Regions from separate parts of the Homo sapiens genome. Here regions 1, 2, 3 and 5 are each linked to region 4. Evidence: chromatin loops called from intact Hi-C (ENCODE). Cell type or tissue: heart right ventricle. All regions are shown on one strand. Region 1 overlaps CENPP (centromere protein P). Region 2 overlaps IPPK (inositol-pentakisphosphate 2-kinase). Region 3 overlaps CENPP (centromere protein P). Region 4 overlaps CENPP (centromere protein P). Region 5 overlaps CENPP (centromere protein P).

The links. A loop is a pair of places that touch in the nucleus more often than their neighbours do. Peaks named below come from ENCODE experiments on the same cell type or tissue, not always from the same donor. Only the 100,000 strongest peaks of a DNase experiment are listed, where the experiment ranks them.
Region 1: a loop joins it to region 4, with 2.0 times the contacts of the local background. A loop is called at or near these places in 2 of 110 quality-filtered maps.
Region 2: it touches region 4 in a loop (2.7-fold over the local background); 20 of 110 quality-filtered maps call a loop at or near these places.
Region 3: a loop joins it to region 4, with 2.6 times the contacts of the local background. A loop is called at or near these places in 58 of 110 quality-filtered maps.
Region 5: a loop joins it to region 4, with 7 times the contacts of the local background. A loop is called at or near these places in 52 of 110 quality-filtered maps.

The regions. Positions count from the first base shown.
Region 1 is chr9:92,482,527-92,486,526 of GRCh38, reverse strand. All of the region lies in intron 5 of CENPP (centromere protein P), which reads right to left. Among named protein-coding and RNA genes, the nearest start is that of ASPN, 2.0 kb to the right of the region's middle. In heart right ventricle, no CTCF peak of the experiment used is centred here; no DNase peak of the experiment used is centred here; H3K4me3 peaks cover 347 bases; H3K27ac peaks cover 2,466 bases.
Region 2 is chr9:92,633,174-92,637,173 of GRCh38, reverse strand. It overlaps IPPK (inositol-pentakisphosphate 2-kinase), which reads left to right. Exons shown (of 13, transcript NM_022755.6): 10 at 1,866-2,016; 11 at 2,686-2,788. Among named protein-coding and RNA genes, the nearest start is that of IPPK, 35 kb to the left of the region's middle. In heart right ventricle, CTCF peaks have their summits at 2,080 and 2,282 (motif pointing right); a DNase peak (open chromatin) is centred at 2,313; H3K4me3 peaks cover 683 bases; H3K27ac peaks cover 2,223 bases.
Region 3 is chr9:92,330,625-92,334,624 of GRCh38, reverse strand. CENPP (centromere protein P) reads right to left here. Exons shown (of 8, transcript NM_001012267.3): 2 at 2,274-2,455. Among named protein-coding and RNA genes, the nearest start is that of CENPP, 6.7 kb to the right of the region's middle. In heart right ventricle, no CTCF peak of the experiment used is centred here; a DNase peak (open chromatin) is centred at 1,954; H3K27ac peaks cover 2,823 bases.
Region 4 is chr9:92,437,042-92,441,041 of GRCh38, reverse strand. The region is part of intron 5 of CENPP (centromere protein P); the gene reads right to left. Among named protein-coding and RNA genes, the nearest start is that of OMD, 15 kb to the right of the region's middle. In heart right ventricle, a CTCF peak has its summit at 1,744; no DNase peak of the experiment used is centred here.
Region 5 is chr9:92,341,015-92,345,014 of GRCh38, reverse strand. The region is part of intron 3 of CENPP (centromere protein P); the gene reads right to left. Among named protein-coding and RNA genes, the nearest start is that of CENPP, 17 kb to the right of the region's middle. In heart right ventricle, a CTCF peak has its summit at 1,996 (motif pointing left); no DNase peak of the experiment used is centred here; H3K27ac peaks cover 1,052 bases.

The sequences.
Region 1 (4,000 bases), 45 kb before region 4:
GCTACATAGGACATCAGGGTCAGTTTTTCCAGCTCATATTTTTCCAAATACATTGTAAATTTGGACTTCGATATCAAATGTCCTGGTTTTTAAAAATACTATATGCTCCAAACAATCTGCATGTTGAATACTGCCCCTGGGTCACAACCTACAGTATAAAATAAGTTCATTAGAAACCGAAGTGCCTAGTCCACCATGAGGGACACTTGAACATTAAAACTCATGAAATCTTAATCACTTATCCCTTCACAGAAGCTTTTTTAAGCATCTACTATACAAAAAACCCTATGTTATGCATATTTACATCCTAGAATTCAGTGGCCTAGAACATTCTTAAAGTGGGTGTTTGCATGGCACGGCTAACTCCCTCACAGCCCTCAGGTCTTGTGACTGTCACCTGACAGGGAGGGCACCCTTGACACCCCCACCCCTATCCTGCTTCTCTCCATAGCACTTACACTATTTGTTGAATGAATGGATTGGTGGACGGCCTTTCTTGTAGCTACTACTATAAAAGAACATTGTACAATCTATTCCAATTCATTTAGAATGTGAAGGACACCACAGACTGGCAAAAGAACATCAGAAAATTCAAACTGCCTACTTTTTTGGCAGGTGTGTGTGTGCCCCACAATATACTCCTGACACATGCTGCTCCTATAGCTCCTGCCTCACCTATCAAACCTTTTCATTTGGGCTGTGTGCAGGTGGTTCCCACCTGTAATCTCAGCACTTTGGGGGGCCGAGATGGGAGGATTGCTTTAGCCCAGGAGTTTGAGGTATGATTGTACCACTGCACTCCAGCATGGGTGACAGAGTGAGACTCTGTCAATCAATCAATCTTTTATTTGCATGAGACAGTTTCCAAGGTCCTCCCCTGTTCTTATTTGTGTTTGGACTTTGACCACTGTTGTCCATGTCTAGACCAGGAGAAGTTCTAGAAAGGGTGTGAGAAATCATACGAGAGCTTAGATTAGGCAATTTATTTTTATTTTCACGATGGTTAGCATATATAAGGCCAAAGGAAAATAAATTTGCATTAAAGTTCCTTTTATGGCAATCAATATTTTTATTCATAAACTGTCAGTACTGAGAATATTACTTTTTCAATTTTGTAATTTATCTTTGTGTTTGCAACATGTAAATTACTTGTGATTCCTAAATATACTGTTATAATGCAACTAGTTCTTCAATATTTAGACTAAGGCTCAATGAGGCAAAAATAAAACAATTTAAAAAGCATGGAGAAAAGAACTAGGTCCCCTCCATAGGACCCCTTTAGGAAACAAAAATGGAAGATTTTTCTCTTCACAATACTTGAGGGAAGAAGAGGTACACTGTTTCATTTGGAATGATAACCTGGAAAAGGGTGGAGATAAACTCCAGTTTCTTCCCAGATGGCACGTTCGTGCCTGCTGCACCATCTCTGGCAAATGTGAGGCAAAGCTTTCCATGTCACAGCCCCAAGATGGTGGAGGGTTGTGCCTGAGGCCTGCACCTTTACCACATTATCTGCAGAACAGAGTGAATAAGCCAAATATACTACCCCTAACCCCAGCATCTTATTCCAGGGCCTATTTCTTTCCCTAGGCCCTCTGACCAAAGATCGAAGCAAAATATCAGAGGAAGACTAGCTTAAGTCTCACAGTGGGGAGAAGGAAAAGTAGCTGTAACATATCTTTAGAAACACAATCTTACAGGAACTGCCTCTCAACTCTCTAGATATGGGAGGCAAAACTGCACCCAGAAAGGCCATGCAGGCAACTCGACTGAGGAGTGCCTTGGGTGGGTGACGTGGACAACATCCTGTGAGTATAGAAGAGAAAAACACAAGTCCCAGAGACAACAGTTGCCATGCAAAACCAGAAATCACAGACTGGGAAAGCCTAATTTTTAAAGAGAAGTTGAAATCTTATTTTTAAATACAGCAATTTCACCTAACAAAAATACATACACATGACCCCCAAATGACAGACTGAGGAACGTTCATAGTACCTCTCCAAAAGGTAATTAATCTAGTTGAATATATAAACAATTTGTGGCTTATTCATGTATGAGAATACTATACAGTGACAAGAATGAACTACTGTGTATCACAATGACACGAATGGATCTCAAAAGCATGTCACTGAATGAAAAAAGCCAGATGCAAAAGAGAATGCACAGTATGATTCCATTTATATAAAGTTCAGGAAATAACCTATGGTGCTGAACTCAGGCTGTGACTTGAGGAGTAAGAGGAGGGATTCTGGATGTATGAGAATGGAGTGTGAGGCTGGGATTTCTTGATTGGGGTCATTTTGTAAAAATTAATTGAGTTGTACCATTATGATATGTTTTTTTTTGGTAACATACACTTCAATAAACAGTTCAGAAACAAAACATTGTGCAGGACAAACTGAATTTGACCCAAGGGCTTCCTGTTTATGACTGTGTTCTGAAGGAATTTAGGCAAACACTAGATGCTCTGGATACAAAGATTTTAAAAATCCAGTTCATATTTTCATTATGTTCCCAATTCATCCAGTTAACAGATACATTTGCAACTGAAATATACTTGAATAAATGAGAATATGAGCATTCTAAACCAAACAGGAGGGCCGTCATTCCCTAAGGTGCTGCAGGGCTAGGATGGGGCCTGAGTTACAGAGGGCCACTAATGGGACTACCGAGCTGCCTGGAACTGTCAGCCTAGAGGTCCAAGGAGGAGTACTTTATTTAAGTGAGGGGAGGATGAACACATAGCCAGCTGCTATGCACATCTGAGGCACATGTATTCTTTAGGACTGTAGCTGCCTTGCTTAACACAATGTGTGCCATTTCTCTGGAGAGAGGGAACAAACGATGGTCAGACTCTTGATGACAGTAGAGAACAGGTCTTCTAACCCACTGGAAAAGCTCTTTGCTGGCCTCCAAATCTATACAACAGTTGGGAAGAACCATTGGGGTCACTTACAACAGTAAGTCCTTGCCACTAGGGTTAGAAAACTGTCCTCTCAGGCCGGCCATGGTGGCTCATGCCTGTAATCCCAGCACTTTGGGAGGCCGAGGCGGGCAGATCACGAGGTCAGGAGATCGAGACCATCCTGGCTAACACAATGAAACACTGTCTCTATTAAAAAACCAAAAAATTAGCCAGGCGTGGTGGCGGGCGCCTGCAGTCCCAGCTACTCGGGAGGCTGAGGCAGGAGAATGGCGTGAACCTGGGAGGCAGAGCTTGCAGTAAGCCAAGATTGCGCCACCGCACTCCAGCCTGGGTGACAGAGTGAGACTCCGTCTCAAAAAAAAAAAAAAGAAAACTGTCCTCTCTTGAAGGTCTTAGTTGATGTAGAATTGGGCAGTCTCTTGGGGATGAGTGGAAAGGGGGTACAAATAATGATTTATTTTCAGGAAATAGCATCTTCCCTGCTCTAAGTCTCCCTAAATGTCAGTGAGGCCATAGCTAATATTCTCTTGAAAAGGGAAAGTTGTATGCATCCTAAGAGGGTGTTACTTGGACATGCATGTGTGTCTGTGTTATATCACATATGTTGAGTCCAGGGAGCAGTTCATGGAGCCTCATCCATAGTTTCCCTGACATGCTATAGCAGTGCTAAAAGCTTAAAAAAAAAAAAAAGTCTGGAGAAGTATGCATAATGCAATAGCTACAGTCATTAGAAGAAAAAAAAAGTATGGTTCTTTCTCAGGTACATCTGAAGTTTGGGTATATACTTCAGTAATGTTGGTATCCTTTATTCAGATTGATAAATATTTTATTAGTCTATACAGGTTGAGTAATTTTTGAAATTGTAATTTACAAATATTCATTCACTTAAGAATCTAATATTTTTAAAACTAGGTATTTCTTGAATGACTCCGACTGCACTTTCAATGGCCAGTTGCCATGCATTATTAAACTTTCTTTTTTTTTCTTCTTCAGAATCTTCCAGTAGACGTCTAGAGTTTAGCTAGAAGTCTTGGCTACGATACAAACAGTGATGGAAAACACATGAGCAGTAAC
Region 2 (4,000 bases), 200 kb before region 4:
TAATTTTTGTATTTTAGTAAAGACAGGGTTTCGCCATATTGGCCAGGCTGGTCTCAAACTCCTGACCTCAAGTGATCCGCCTGCCTTGGACTCTCAAAGTGCTAGGATTACAGGCATGAGCCACCATGTTTTCTCACTACAAATGAACTTTGTGGGGGTTTTTTTTTTCTTGTTATGAAAGTGATTCCTGATCATTTCAGAAAATTTTGTTAAAATTATGCCTATAATCTGGGCACATAATTGCTTTTAAGGAAGCCAACTGTGTCTGCAACGACAGATGGCACCAGTTGCTGAGGTGGTCTGGGGGCACCAACAGGAGGCGCCACAGCACCCCGGGGCTCCTGCAGACCTTTTTGGACATGGACACAGACAGGAGGGAGTGGAGCTGGGCCCTGGCTGCTGGGATGTGCAGTTTAAAACAATAAGATCATACTCTACATGTCATTTTGTAACTTGACTTTCTTTACTTAACTAGCATAAATCTGTATCTATATCATCACATATATGTTTTTTTTTTAAATTAATTATTTTTAAAGACAAGGTCTGTTTCTGTTGCCCAGGCTGGAGTGCAGTGGTGTGAACTTGGCTCACTGCAACCTCCACCTCCAGGGCTCAAGTGATCTTCCTGCCTCAGCCTCCTGAGTAGCTGGGACTACCGACACGCACTACCACGCCTAGTTAATTTTTGTATTTTTTTTTTGTAGAGATGGGGTTTCTCCATGTTGTCCGGGCTGGTCTTGAACTCCTGGGCTCAAGCAATCTGCCAGCATTGGCCTCCCAGAAAGTTAGGATTGCAGGCGTAAGCCACGGCGCCTGGAGATCACATGCATTTTGTTCTTTATTGACCATGCATGGATCTGCTGTAATTTTAACAAATCCCCTCTAGTTGGGCATGTGAACTTTTACTCCTGTTTCCCTGCATGTTGGCATTTTCGTGCCGGGTCCTAGTGAAATCTGCAGCTGACTACAGTTTTCCCCCTGCATGGACACCTTTCTTACTGTGTCTTTGCCTGTAGTTTGGTTCTTTGTGGGAGATGGTTGCTCCCTTCAGTGGCAGGAGATGATCTGGGACTTGGTACCTCCCAAGCTCACTTGGCACCCTGTACAGCACAGGTGCCAAACAACTGTGAGTGGCAAGTGGAGTTTTGTTTCTGCCTCTGTCCCTATGATATAACAGGTCCTTGTCAGTGGCTTTGACCCCTGTCTGTGGCTCTGTGTGGCTGGTTCTGAGCTCGTGCCTGTCGCCAGCCCAGGTCTTACCTGCCTCTCAGTGTGGGCTCATGGCTCTGGACTCTGCAGACAGTGTCCCAGGGTTTTCCTCCTTTAGTGGTCTTGCAGATTTAGGATGTCAGCAGGATCTTAGAAATTCCTTGCCTTGCAGTTGCAATGAGTCGAGATCACGCCACTGCACTCCAGGCTGGGCCACAGAGAGCAAGACTCTGTCTCAAAAAAAAAAAAGAAAAGAAAAAGAAGAAATTTTGTGACCTGACTTAAAATGAGGATTATGTCTAAACTTAGATCATAAAGTGACTTCCAGGGCTGTTGTGGTGGAATCTAAAGGACATTCTGAGAGTTGTGTTGGGAGAGGAGAGCCACGAGGCAGGACATGTGCATTTCTTGCTCCCTCCTTTGTGCTTGGCCTGGTGCATCCAGTGTGGTCCAGGCACGCTGCAGCTCCAGCAGCTCTGTGAGGCGGGAGCGTCATCTCGTCTGTCCTTAGTGCCAGTCCAGGGTGCAGTCCTTGCCTGTGGTGATGCCCGTATGGCGGAGCCCAGGATGAGCCCTGCGGTCTGCGCCGGCCTGTGTCTCCCTCCACGTTCTTTGATAATCAACATGCTCTCGTTTTCCCCTGATGTTCTCGGTAGGAAAAAACACCCCAGAGCGCTCGGGGTTACCGAAGGGCTGTCTTCTGTACAAAACCCTCCAGGTGCAGATGTTGGACCTGCTGGACATCGAAGGCCTCTACCCTCTGTACAACCGGGTTGAGCGATACCTGGAAGAGTTTCCCGAGGAGAGGTGAGGTCGGGCGGTCCCCCTGTTGGGCAGCCCTGAGAGGAGACTGTGGGAGTGGGCAGGGTAAGAATGCGCCTCCCAAGGCACAGCTTCCCAGGAGGATGAAGCATGCCGGCCACTTCCTACCCCAGTCCTCCGCTCCCAGGTGCCCAGGCCTGCTCTGGAATGTAGTGCCTTGTAAAGGAGGAACAGGGTCACTTGTTTCTAGAAAAGAAAGCACGTCTGTGACCTTGCTAATTCGAAACCCCAAGATGGGGCTGAGCCTGCAGAGGGCAGTGTTGCTCCACAGCTGAGCAGCGCTCCTGCAGGTCGTTCTGTGTCAGCCCAGCCTCTGTCCTGGGCTTTCACTGCGGGTCATTGGGGTCCACACCCGCGGTGTCCAGTCGGGGCCAGGATCCTCTTCCTTCCTCGCTGGTCTTCCTTGCATCTCTGACGCAGGATGCTACTTGTCATGAACAGGAGAAGGCTCAGCTTCAAGGCTCGCTGGTTCTGGTCTTGCTGAGTTCTGTTAAAAACCTTGATGTTTAACATGAGGGAGATAGATCTGTTATGTGTTTTTCAAAACAAAATGTGTGATGTTTAGTGGTGCTGGGCTTTGTAGACTGTTAGCAGTTTAAGAAACAACCTCCGTGCGGCTTTGTCATCCTGTTTTTATTGTGCTTTCTTCTTCAGAAAAACCTTACAAATAGATGGGCCTTATGATGAAGCATTTTACCAGAAGCTGCTTGACCTTTCCACTGAGGATGACGGGACAGTGGCCTTCGCGCTAACGAAGGTGGGCAGACCCATCCAAAAACTTGCTGTGTGATCCTTAGCTTCTTAGCACTAATCTGTTTTTTTGTTTTTTGTATTTTTTTTTCCATTACCTACCCCTGAGGTTTAAAGCAGAAAACTTGGGATCAAAAAGAAGTGGCTGAAGTTTCTCCCAGATGAACTGGGGCAGGTGGTGGTGCATTGAGGTTTTAAGGGGAATTTCCCTTGGTTGAGTTCTGCCCTGGCCCGTTCCTGGTGGGGTCAGGCCCCAGGGGCGGCCGATCTGCAACCCATCTGCATGCCTTCTCAGCAGCCCACAACAGGCTCTCTGCCAACTGTCCCTTGCTACAAGGCCCTTGCCAGGGTCCTGGGACCCCACCTGTGCCTCTGCCCTGCCCCTGGCTGTATGCGGGCGGCTTCCTTCCCTTAGAACCGAGGCCAAGGGACAGCCTGCAGGAGTCTCTTAGGGAAGAGGACTGGCCCTGTACTTCCTGGGTCTGTGAAATTCAGGGCTCCATGAGCTTGGATAGGAAAAAAATGGCATCTTCATTTTCACTAAGCTGTACCTGGAATTTAGCATTTCTTTCCATTACGAATGTGGCAATGAGCCTGTGGGTTCATCAGGACCCAGGAGTTTGCCACTAAGAGAATAAAAAAACAGACTTTCCGTCTCACACTGTAACTGCAGACACTTTGAGATGTGGTTTATTCATCACTGCATTAAATGTTACATATTACTACGGAATACATTTGTTTTTAAAAATATTTTGGCTCAGCACTTTGGGAGGCTGAGGTGGGAGAATTACTTAAAACCAAAAGTTGGAAGCCAACCTGGTCAACATAGTGAGACGCCCATCTCTACAAAAGAAAAATTAAAAAATTAGCTGGACGTAGTGGCGTGTGCCTAGAGTCCCAGCCACTTGGGAAGCTGAGGTAGGAGGATGCAGTCAAGGCTGCGGGGAACTGTGATCATACCGCTGTGCTCCAGCCTGGGTGACAGAGCAAGCCCCGTCTCAAAAAAACATTTTTTTTTTTTTTTGGTATTTTACATTTCTGCCACCTGTATTTTATATTACACATTTTAAAATGTTATCCTGGGCCGGGTGTGGTGGCTCACGCCTGTAAACCCAGCACTTTGGGAGGCTGAGGCGGGTGGATTATGAGGTCAGGAGATTGAGACCATCCTGGCTAACATGGTCAAACCCCACCTCTACTGAAAATACAAAAAAATTAA
Region 3 (4,000 bases), 110 kb after region 4:
TACAGGCGTGAGCCACTGCACCTGGCCTGATTTTTATTTTTAAATAATGAGTAAGGGTGCATTTTTAACAAAGTTCACAGACAGCAGAAGAGGATTAGTCCTTCAAAACCATCCATACATCAAGCCCATCTACATATTTTTAACAACATACATTTAAAGCTAATCAAAAGACAAGAATAAAAATTATAAATTAAAATACTACTCTCGGCCAGGCGCAGGGGCTCACACCTGTAATCCCAGCACTTTGGGAGACCGAGGCAGGCGTATCACGAGGTCAGGAGATCAAGATCATCCTAGCCAATGTAGGGAAACCCCGTCACTACTAAAAATACAAAAATTAGCTGGGCATGGCACTGCGTGCCTGTAGTCCCAGCTACGCGGGAGGCTGAGGCAGGAGAATTGCTTGAACCCAGGAGGCAGAGGCTGCAGTAAGCTGAGATTGTACCACTGCACTCCAGCCTGGGCGACAGAGGAAGACTCTGTCTCAAAAAAAAAAAAAAAAACCCTACTCTCATTACTTTGCAGTAACACTTAATTTTCGACTCCAAATTCCATTACTTAGTTTGTAAACCGACTCTTACAGAATCAAAATGGAGAATTTAAAAGAATCATCATAGGCACTGAAGGAAATTCCAAAAGAAAGTTCTAAAAAATGTTTGGAGAAATAAAAGCATAGCTGCAATAAAGTCTACATTCTTCACATGATTATTTTGAAGGAAATCAAGATCATTTGATTACCTAGCTTCAGCTACATTCATTAACACACCACAGAAACTGTGTCTGCCCAACTAATAGCTATGGAAAACAATAATGACTTCAAAAAGCTCTTTGATTACGCCACTGCACTCCAGCCCGGGTGACAGTGCAAAACTCCATCTCGAAAAAATAAAACAAACAAAAAACAAAGGAAAAAGAACAAAAAAATAAAAAACAAGATATTTCTCTTCCGGTACCATTACTCTTGCTGAATTACTTGCAATTAATTTCAAGAAACTCCTATAACTACTTAGATTTCTGGCTTTAAAATGATATTTCTTCTTCATAATTTCTATATTTTTCCAAGTTTGCTAAAATGAGCACATATTACTCACAGGAAAAAAGCATTTCAACTCTTGTGATGTCCCTGTCTGAAATCTCCCATTCAAACCACATTAGCTTTGTCAAGACTCTACGCCTAATCTTCATGCTGCGGCTTTTAAGCTAGTAAAAGTCTTATAACTGGCCTATCCTCATTCTCTATTCTCTCTGCATTCCATCTCTTCCTTTCAAGTAATTTAAGTCTCCAAATTCCATCACTCTGTTTCTACATGTAATTCAGTCTCCCTGCAGTGGCTGCCCAAGACCCTCTCCCCTGTCATGAGGGTAATTTTCAGTGGAAAAGTCAGAAAGCACACCAAAAATGATTTCTGCTTTTGGGAATGTTATTCTTGACCAACCAAAGTTCTTGACATCCAGTTGCACAGCTGCAGTAGCTTCCCTTTATCTCTTAGTGCATCACAGATCTTTGGCAATAAAATCTAGTCATTGGGACCAGAAACCTTCCTTCCAGCAAAAGGTCCAGCTGCTAAAATATTTATCTTGGCAGCTTTCATGTCAGTGCTGAACAACTCCTAAGATGTATAAATTAATGGTGCTGTTGTTCTTATAATCATTATTCGCTTATTACTATTTACTTGACTATTAAGGTACTTAATGATAAAAACTGTGTCTGTTCTTTTCCATCAGGAAGGAGAAGGTAAAAAAAAAAAAGAAAGAAAGAAAAGAAACTGTGTCTGTTCTTTAATATTTATCTCAGGCAGCCCTTTTTTTTTTTGTTTTAAATGGAGTCTTGCTCTGTCCCCCAGGGTGGAGTGCAATGGCACAATCTCAGCTCACTGCAACTTCCACCTCCCGGGTTCAAATGATTCTCCTGGCTCAGCTTCCCAAGTAGCTTAGATTACAGGTGCCCACCAACACATCCGGCTAATTTTTGTATTTTCAGTAGAGACAGAGTTGCACCATGTTGGCCAGGCTTGTCTCAAACTCCTGACCTCAGGTGATCTGCATGCCTTGGCCTCCCAAAAGCTGGGATTATAGGCATGATCACGGGGCCTGGCCCAGGCAGCTTTTTGAACACCGTGATGTTCAAAAGATATGTGAGTAAACAAGTTTACCACAACCATACTTTCAAATACTTACCTTGTAGAATTTTAATTCAATATTATGACAACCAATTTCTTATGCATAATAAGGTAAGCTTCCATACTATGTCTAGATTTAAAAAAAATGCTTACTCTTTTCTGTCATCTCAGTGCTTGTTAGGTCTTCTGTCTGCTTGGAGTGATTTCTTATATTGATGCCAGTAAGCGTACTTAGAAATGAAAGTTCTGATTCTAAATGTCCAAGCTGATTTTTCAGATCTTTTGAAGACTTCCATCCTTCCAAATTGAATTGGTGTATGGCTTGAAAAGATTTTCTAAAAGGCAAATATCAAAAATAATCACTCCAATTACTAACACGTGTTTCATCTAATAACCCCATTTTCCTCAAAGCATTCCCATTTTGTCCCTCTTACTCTCTTCCAATTAAGTCACCTTCCCCCATTAAAATAAAAAAAATTAAAAAATTAAAAAGAATTTTCTCAAAACCAGTGTGGTTACTAACACCACCACTTTTTTTTTCTTTCTTCCTTTTTAAGAGATGAGGGTCTTACGCTGTCACCCAGCCTGGAGTGCAGTGGTGTAATCATAGTGCACTGCAGCCTTGAACTCCCAGGCTCAAAGGATCCTCCTGAGTAGCTGGGACCACAGGTATGCCACTGTGCCTAGCTAATTTTTTTTTCCTTCTCATAGAGACAAGGTCTGGCTTTATTACCTAGGCTGGTCTTAAACTCCTGACTTCAAGCAATCCTCCCGCCTCAGTCTCCCAGCGTGCTGGATTACAGGCGTGATCCACCATGCCCAGCCCACAATCTTTAATTTCAACAAAAAACATATGTAACCAAATTATACTTCCAAATTTCCACATATTAGAAACACCTTTCAAATAAATTATAACAGGACTACTTTGCAAAATTACAATGTGTGTTCTGACCCATGAAATTCCAGCCTAAATGTCTGATATATCTCTCAAATTATTTTAAAAGATGTCTTGAAATTAAAAAATAGGCCAGGCGCCGTGGCTCACGCCTGTAATCCCAGCACTTTGGGAAGCCAAGGCGGGTGGATCACGCGGTCAGGAGATCAAGACCATCCTGGCTAACACAGTGAAACCCCATGTCTACTAAATATACAAAAAATTTGCCAGGCGTGGTGGCAGGCGCCTGTAGTCCCAGCTACTCGGGAGGCTGAGGCAGGAGAATGGTGTGAACCTGGGAGGCGGAGCTTGCAGTGAGCAGAGATTGTGCCACTGCACTCCAACCTGGGCGACAGAGCGAGACTCCCTCTCAAAAAAATAAAAAAAGAAAGAAATTAAAAAATAAAATCAATTAGCTAACTTTAATTTCTAAAAGTAAACACCACAGAACGTTTTATAGTAAGAAAGAGATTTATCGGAAAAAGAAATAGCAAATCTCTTTAAACATCACTATGGCCAGACATTCTTCATTGAGAACATATAAATATATTTTCCTTGAGAAAAAGAATGAAATTTTAGTTGGCCTGGCGCAGTGGCTCACGCCTGCAATCCCAGCACTTTGGGAGGCCAAGGCAGGTGGATCACTTGAGGTCAGGAGTTCGAGACCAGCCTGGCCAATATGGTGAAACCCCTTCTCTACTAAAAATACAAAAAATTAGCCTCGAGTGGTGGCGGGTGCCTGTAATCCTGGCTACCCAGGAGGCTGAGGCAGGAGAATTGCTTGAGTATGGGAGGCAGAGGTTGCAGTGAGCCAAGATCACGCCACTGTATTCCAGCCTGGGCAACAAAGTAAGACTCTGTCTCAACAAAAAAAAAAAAAAACAAAGAAAAGAAAAAAAAAACTTAAACTTTTTTAAAAAAAGAAATTTTAGCTAATAATTGTATT
Region 4 (4,000 bases):
GGTCTTCATTACGAAGTTCGGTGATGATTCTATAACCAGAAATATGCCACAGGAACTTAACACTTGTTTGATAACAATTAGCCTATGGTAAAATTGGTTTCATTATATGTCATTTCACTTAAAGTCGCAGTTTCAAAGAACCCATTGACGATGTTAAGTGAGGACTTACTGAACAATAGTCTCGGTTTTACCTTGGGGGATATGTTTCAAGACATCCCCTGTAGATGCCTGAAACCACAGCAAGTACAAAACCTGATTGTTGTCAGTCAAAACACATTTCTGTTCACGTCTTCCACTCACAGATTTAATGCCTTTTCCCTCTTAACTAAATACTTATAATGCATTAATTGTGGTCATAACTTTCGCAGTTTGAGGTGCAACAGGAAACTAAACTAGTTTCTTTTTCCTTCTTCACAATTTTACAGATAGGAGATTTGGTCTTACTACAGATGTTAGCACTCTTACCATACCATTCTTTTTCTTTCCTTATTAAGTTGAGAACTTTTACTAAGGGAAAAGTTTTCACTTAAGGGAAGCACTTTATAGATCAAGCTTGTCCAACCCACAGCCATGGCCCACTGTAGCCCAGGATGGCTTTGAATGTGGCCCAACACAAATTCGTAAGCTTTCTTAAAACATGATGAGTTTTCTTGTGATTTATTTATTTATTTATTTATTTATTTATTTATTTATTTTAACTCATCAGCTATCACTAGTGTTAGTGTGTTTTATGTGTGGCCCATGACAATTCTTTTTCTTCCAATGTGGCCCAGGGAAGCCAAAAGACTAGGCACCCCGTTATAGATTCTCTTTGACATAAGGTTTACTACAACGTAAGTGCTGGGATACCATGACAGGTGATCTGATAACCCTAAGTGACTAATGGGAGGTGAGTGTATATAGTGTGGATATGTTGCACACAGGGATGATTCATGTCCTGGACTAGACAGAGCTGGACAGCACAGGACTTCGTCAGGCTACTCAAAATAGCATGTAATTTGAAACATGAATTATTTCTTTCTGGAATTTTCCATTTAATATTTTTGGACCATGGTTGACCATGGGTAACTCAAATGGGGGAAAGCAAAACTGTGGATAAGGGGAGGCCACTGTAAATATTAACTTGAATAAACATAAGTAACAGAAATTCTGGTTCCTAGGTCTCTATATTCACCACTCTTATCCATACTTAGAATCATTTCACTACTTTGAAGATCAAAGAGTTCCTTTCACCCAAATGGTACTTGTAGTAATATTACATAATTCTACAGAAAATATAGAGGGGATCAGACCAATAAGACTCAAGAGCATTCCAAGAATTTTAACATGGGATTGAGAAAGAGGACTAGATATAAAGCGATATCCCATAAAATAATAGGAAGACAAAGAGAAGGTGGCATAGAAAGACAAAGGAGCCACACAAGTTTAGATGTGGAGCAGCCTCATTGAAACCTCTTCATTTTAAGATTATAAAACTGATTCTCCAGAGAGACAGGTGACTTAAGACCACCAACTCATGAAAAGCTGTGGCCAGGGCCTCCCATGCTGGTCAGCCACTGTGACTCTATAGCTAGTGGGGGCTGGGGAGGATTCTACAATCTCTGTTTATTTGGAAACACAGAATAGCTTATCACTTATTTCCCACATATTTTAAAAATATATATATTTTAAATTATTTTTTCCAAAAATAAGCCCATTAAATTTACTGAAAAAAATTACCTAATTTTCACCATGGGAGGGCAGTCTTATTCTAATAAGCTATGGAAGTCTGAAAATAAAGACAAGAAAGCCAGGTCTACTTTAAAATAGTCTTAAGCCACTATTATTATATTTTTAAAATTTAGCCAATAACTTCTAACTAGAAGCAAAAATAATAACACACGATCTAATAAAAATACTTGGGAAAACAAAAAGATGAAATACTTGAAAACGGACAAACAGAATTGTGCTTCATATGCAAAAAAATCTAAGTCACTTCCCCATACTGGAAAATCTTAATAAGAACAAAAGAACAGCACCAAGCATTTACTAAGGCCATACCACGTAGCAATAACAAATGAAGCAGTTTATTGATTGACCGATTGATTGACTGAGATGGAGTCTCGCTCTGTCACACAGGCTGGAGTGCAGTAATGCAACCTCAGCTTTGCAACCTCTGCCTCCCAGGTTCAGGAGATTCTCCTGCCTCAGCCTCCCAAGCAGCTGGGATTACAGGCACATGCCACCATGCCTGGTTAATTTTTGTATTTTTAGTAGTGACGGGGTTTCACCATGTTGGCCAGGCTGGCCTCGAACTCCTGACCTCAAGTGATCCACCTGCCTTGGCCTCCCAAAGTGCTGGGATTCCAGGCAAGAACCACCACACCCAGTCAAAAATGAAGCAGTTTAAATGCAATGTTTAAATACTAAGCACTCAATCATTATGAAATCTTAATAATGGTAGATGTAGACACACCAATCTCAAAAATTATATGAAAATGCAAAGGACTTACAACAGTGAAAACAATTTGGAAAAAGAACAACAAAGTTAGAGGATGTATACTCTCCAATGGCAGAACTTACTGTAAAACTACCCTAATAAGGAGGGCATGACACTGGTATAAGGCAGACACATAGAGCAATAGAACAGAACTGAGGATCAGAAACAAACCTGCACATTTATGGTTAACTAATTTTTGACAATGGAGAAATAACTGTCCTTTCAACAAATGGTGCTGAGACAATTGGATATTCACATGCAAAAAAGTGAACTTAGATCCTAACCTCACACCACACACAAAAATTAAATCAAAACAGATCATAGACCTAAATATAAGAGATAAAACTTATAAAACTTCTGGAAGAAACAGGAAAAAATATTTAAGACCTGAGGCAAAGAGTTCTTAGACTTGACACCAAAAGCATGAAAAATAAAAGATAAAAAATCATAAATTGGTCCCAGTGCAGTGGCTGACATCTGTAATCCCAGCACTATGGGTAGCTGAGGTGGGAGGATCACTTGAGCCTAGGAGTTCAAGACCAGCCTGGGCAACACAGGGAGACCTCATCTCTACAAACAATAAAAAAATTAGCCAGGTGTGGAGGCACATGCCTGTGGTCTCAGCTACTCGAGATGCTGAGGAGGGAGGATCACTGGAGGCTGAGGTGGGAGGATCACTGGAGGCTGAGGTGGGAGGATCACTTGAGCCTGGAAGGTTAAAGTTGCAGTAAGTTGTGATTGAGCCACTGCACTCCAGCCTGGGCAACAGAGTGAGACAGTGTCTCCAAAAAATAACTTATAAATTGGACTTTACAAAATTAATATTTATGTGCCAAAAGGCTATTAAGAAGATGAAAAGCCTAGGCACAATGGCTCATGCCTGTAATCCCAACACTTTGGGAAGCAGAGTGGATCGCTTAAGCCCAGGAATTCAAGATCAGCTTGGGCAACATGGCGAAACCCTGTCTCTACAAAAAATACAAAAATTAGCTGGGTGTGTTGGCATATGCCTGTGGTCTCAGCTACTCGGGAAGCTGAGGTGGGAGGATTACTTGAGCCCAGGAGGCAGAAGCTTCAGTGAACCAAGAACCTACTACTGCACTCCAGCCTGGGCAACATAGCGAGACTCTGTCCAAAAAAAAAAAACAAAACAAAAAAAAAGACAAAAGAAAAAGACTAATCATACACTAGAAGAAAAATATTACAAGCTATATATTTGATAAAGGACTTATATCCAGAATATACAAAGAACCCTTACAATGTGTAATAAGACAAAAACCCAATTAAAAAAAGGCAAATTGATATACAGTTTTAATGTAATTCCTACCAAAATCCCAGCAAGATTTATTTATTTATTTTTGAGACAGAGTTTCGCTCTTGTTGCCCAGGCTGGATTGCAATGGTGTGAGCTCTGCTCACTGCAACCTCCGACCCCTGGGTTTGAGCGATTCTCCTGCCACAGCCTCCTAAGTAGCTGGGATTACAGGCACCTGCCACCATGCCCGGCTAATTTTTTTGTAT
Region 5 (4,000 bases), 96 kb after region 4:
CTCCCAAAGTGCTGGGATTACAGGCGTGAGCCACCGTGCCAGGCGGTCTCAATCTCTTGACCTCCTGATCCCCCCGTCTCTGCCTCCTGAAGTGCTGGGATTACAGGCGGGAGCCACCGCGCCTGGCCGATAAGATGCCATTTTTACCTATAAGATGAGCAAAGACTGGCCGGGCGCGGTGGCTCACGCCTGTAATCCAGCACTTTGGGAGGCAGAGGCGGGTGAATCACCTGAGGTTAGGAGTTGGAGACCATCCTGACCAACACGGTGAAACCCCGTCTCTACTAAAAATACAAAAAATTAGCTAGGCGTCGTGGCAGGCGCCTGTAATCCCAGCTACTCGGGAGGCTGAGGCAGGAGAATCGCTTGAGCACAGGAGGCAGAGGTTGCAGCGAGCCAAGATCGTGCCACTGCACTACAGCCTGCGCAACAGAGCGAGACTCAGTCTCAAAAAGAATAACAATAATAATAATAAAAATAAATAATAAACTTGTGAAACAAAGCTTGGATTCCAAATAAATTACATCTTTAAAAAAAGTATTGAACTGTACACTTTAAACTGGTAAGTTATATGGTATGTGAATTATATCTCAATAGAACTGTTACCAGAAAAAAAAGCAAAGAAAGGAAAAGGAAAGCAAAAATCTCAGGAGCACATCTGGTCTCTTGGTCAAGTATGTGTAGATACATGTTAGATTTCAGCTTTTCACCCATTAGGATAGGCAAAAACAAATTTTTTGTTGGGTTATAGAATCCTGTTTAACAACTCAAAAGCTGACTTCAAAATATTGTTTTTCCATCTTTCCATCTCTCCCCTGCTTGTGGTACTGCTAACTAGGTCAATTCTCCCCAGTTGGTAAATAAGGGAAGAGACCTTATAAACAATCTGACCTCAAAGCCCCTACATGTGTCTCAGTACCACATTCCTTTCTACTATGGTCCACTTAAGCCCACAGTTCTCATTCTCCTCTACAACTGAAGGATTATGGGTAGAGATCTTTAGGAAAAGGGTGCCATTAAGTTGGTCCTTTTTTTTTTTTTTTTTTTTTTTTGAGACAGGGTTTTGCTCTATTGCCCAGGCTGGAATGCAGTCGTTCAATCACAGTTCTTTGTGACCTTGAATTTGTGGGCTCAAGCAATCCTCCTGTCTCAGCCTCCCAAGTGGCTAGGACTATATATGTAAGTAACCAAGCCTGGCTAATTTCTTTTTTATTTAAAAAAATATATATTTTTTAGAGACAGGGTCTCGCTATGTTGCCCAGGCTGGCCTTTAATTCCTGGGCTCAAGCTATCCTCCTGCCTTGGCTTCCCTCAGTGCTGAGATTATAGGCGTGAGCCAATGTGGCCAGCTTAACTTTGTAAAACTTACAAATCTCTCATGAAGCACCCTGTATTGGATTTCAGTGTTTAGACTCAAATGTCATTAATATCAAACAGATTTTCTTTGGAGCCTGTGATAATGGAATTGTATTCTCTTCCATTTAAAAAAATTGCTTATTTTTTGAATAATTTTGTTCATTTCATTGGGACAGAAGTTATGGAAACATACTTAACCTGCCACTTTCCCCACAAACTCCTACCAATCTAATTGACTATATTGCTTGGATTATGGAAGGCTGATAAACGTTAATTCTGATGGCCTTACAACTCTTCACAAATGTAGTACTAAGAACACCAGAAAGTAAATCTGGCCAACAGAGCTCTATGTCCCAACCACCTTGGACAACAATAGCTGCACCAACATGAGTAATCATTCAAACTCTCTGGATCCATTTACTTATAAAATAATAGGGTTGACCTAGACAAACTATAAGTCATCACTTTGTTCTAACATTCTATTAACATGATTTGAGGTCATGTTTAGTTCAAATATTATATTAATATAACTTTATTACAACAATATTCTGTAAATTGAGGGTTTTACTATTTAGATTACTTTTTAATTTTCAGATAGCTAAACCTCTCCCTCTAGTGGAAATTTTATTTTTAAAAAATGTTTTAGAACACACAAGGTTGCTGTGTCATTTCTTTTTCTATCAGTCTTCACAGTAAAAATGTAAAAATGTGCTCAGTATGTAAAATGGTAAAACTATTTTAGAAGGCAATTTGCCACTATCAATCAGAATTTGTAAGTTTCCTTTGACCCAGCAATTCTACTAGATATGTTTCTAAAGGCATACATACACAAGTTGGTATAGAATATGCTAGAATTTACCATTAAGTAATAAACATTTCAAAAACTTTTCATCAAGTTATTATATCAGAATTGTAAGCAATAAAGAGAAACGAGATAGTCCTTTGTTTTTCCCTCCCCAAGTAAGAACTCTTGGTGCCTCTCACACAACTGATTCCAAAAACCCTGTTGATTCCACAGCTCTCTGTAATTTCTTCCAACACCTTGTTTACCAGTCCTGGTCTTCAAGAAGAATCATAAAATCTAAAAGGCTCAGAGAGAAAGTGAGAGTTCTTAACACAGCCAGGGAGAACACACTCTTTCTGTAGCACTTTGTTAGTAAAACCAATCAGTCCCAAAACACATACATACTTTAAAACTTAAACAATGACAACTCATGTCTCTTTAGAGACTCAGCAATTACTAGGTTCTATGTCCTTCAAAGAAGATATCTACAGTTCCTCTCCTTAGATTTTTTTCCCCCTGCATCCGCTAAAGCATATAGGACAGAAACTGCTAGTAGTCCCCTCTATTTATACTTTTTTCTTGCCCCAGTTTTTCACTGGCCATATGGCCAAGCATAACAAAGACTAAATTCCCAGCATCCTTTGCATGAACTTGTTGGCCAATAGAATATAAGTGAAAATGATGAATGTACAACTTCCAGAAAGTGTCCTTTAAAAGAACAGGCGAGGCTTTCTTTGCCCAACTTCTTCCTGATACCTGAAATGCTAATGTGATCATTGTGCCATGACTTGAAGCCATGTTGGCTGATGGTAGAACCTGATTATCATAAAACCACCATATTAGCCCTTGAAAACTTACAAGTTTACTTAAGTAATAGAGAAATACACTTCTAGTACCTTTATTTTTAAGTTTTCTGTCTGGCACAGCTCAACTGACTCTAATTCATTCAGCATGTGAGCTAACAGTATAATCTCAGGCCATTATCAAATGGTCACAAAATTTTCAATCATGCTTTCATGACATGAGGATGAGAATATTGGCTTAAAATACTGTTGAGGTCTGGGTCAGTGCCAACACTGTCTGTTAGGAGGCAGAGTGTGGCCACAGCAGCAGGGGTTGCAGGACCTAAGTGGCAGGACATCCACTGTCTGGCTTCTGTCCTGTCTGTGCTGCCCTGGGGCGGCTGCCCAGGCCCAGCAGGCCAAACCATGTGGTAGTTCATGCTAGGAATGACTCTGGTCAGGCAGCTGTCATTCTTTAGGAGCATATCACATTATCAGAAATGTCTTCTACTATCGGGGGACCTACCCCAATAATCACATAGGTTCATTTCTATTTTTCCTAAGCGTCGGCCGGCTTGAGAAATAAAGGGACAGAGTACAAAAGAGAGAAATTTTAAAGCTGGGCGTCCAGGGGAGACATCACACGTTGGTAGGATCCGTGATGCCCCACGAGCCACAAAAACCAGCAAGTTTTTATTAGGGAGTTTCAAAAGGGGAGGGAGTGTGCGAATATGTGTGGGTGACAGACATCAAGTACTTAACAGGGTAATAGAATATCACAAGGCAAGTGGAGGCAGGGCAAGATCACAGGACCACAGGACCAAGGCGAAATTAAAATTGCTAATGAAGTTTCAGGTACCATTGTCATTGATAACATCTTATCAGGAGACAGGGTTTTGAGATCAACTGGTCTGAACAAAATTTATTAGGTGGGAATTTCCTCTTCCTAATAAGCCTGGGAGCGCTATGGGAGACTGGAGTATATTTCATCTCTGCAGTCTCAACCATAAGAGACAGGCGCCCCTGGGGGGGCTGTTTATAATCCTATACCTCCAGGCACGTATTCTCTTTCTCAGGA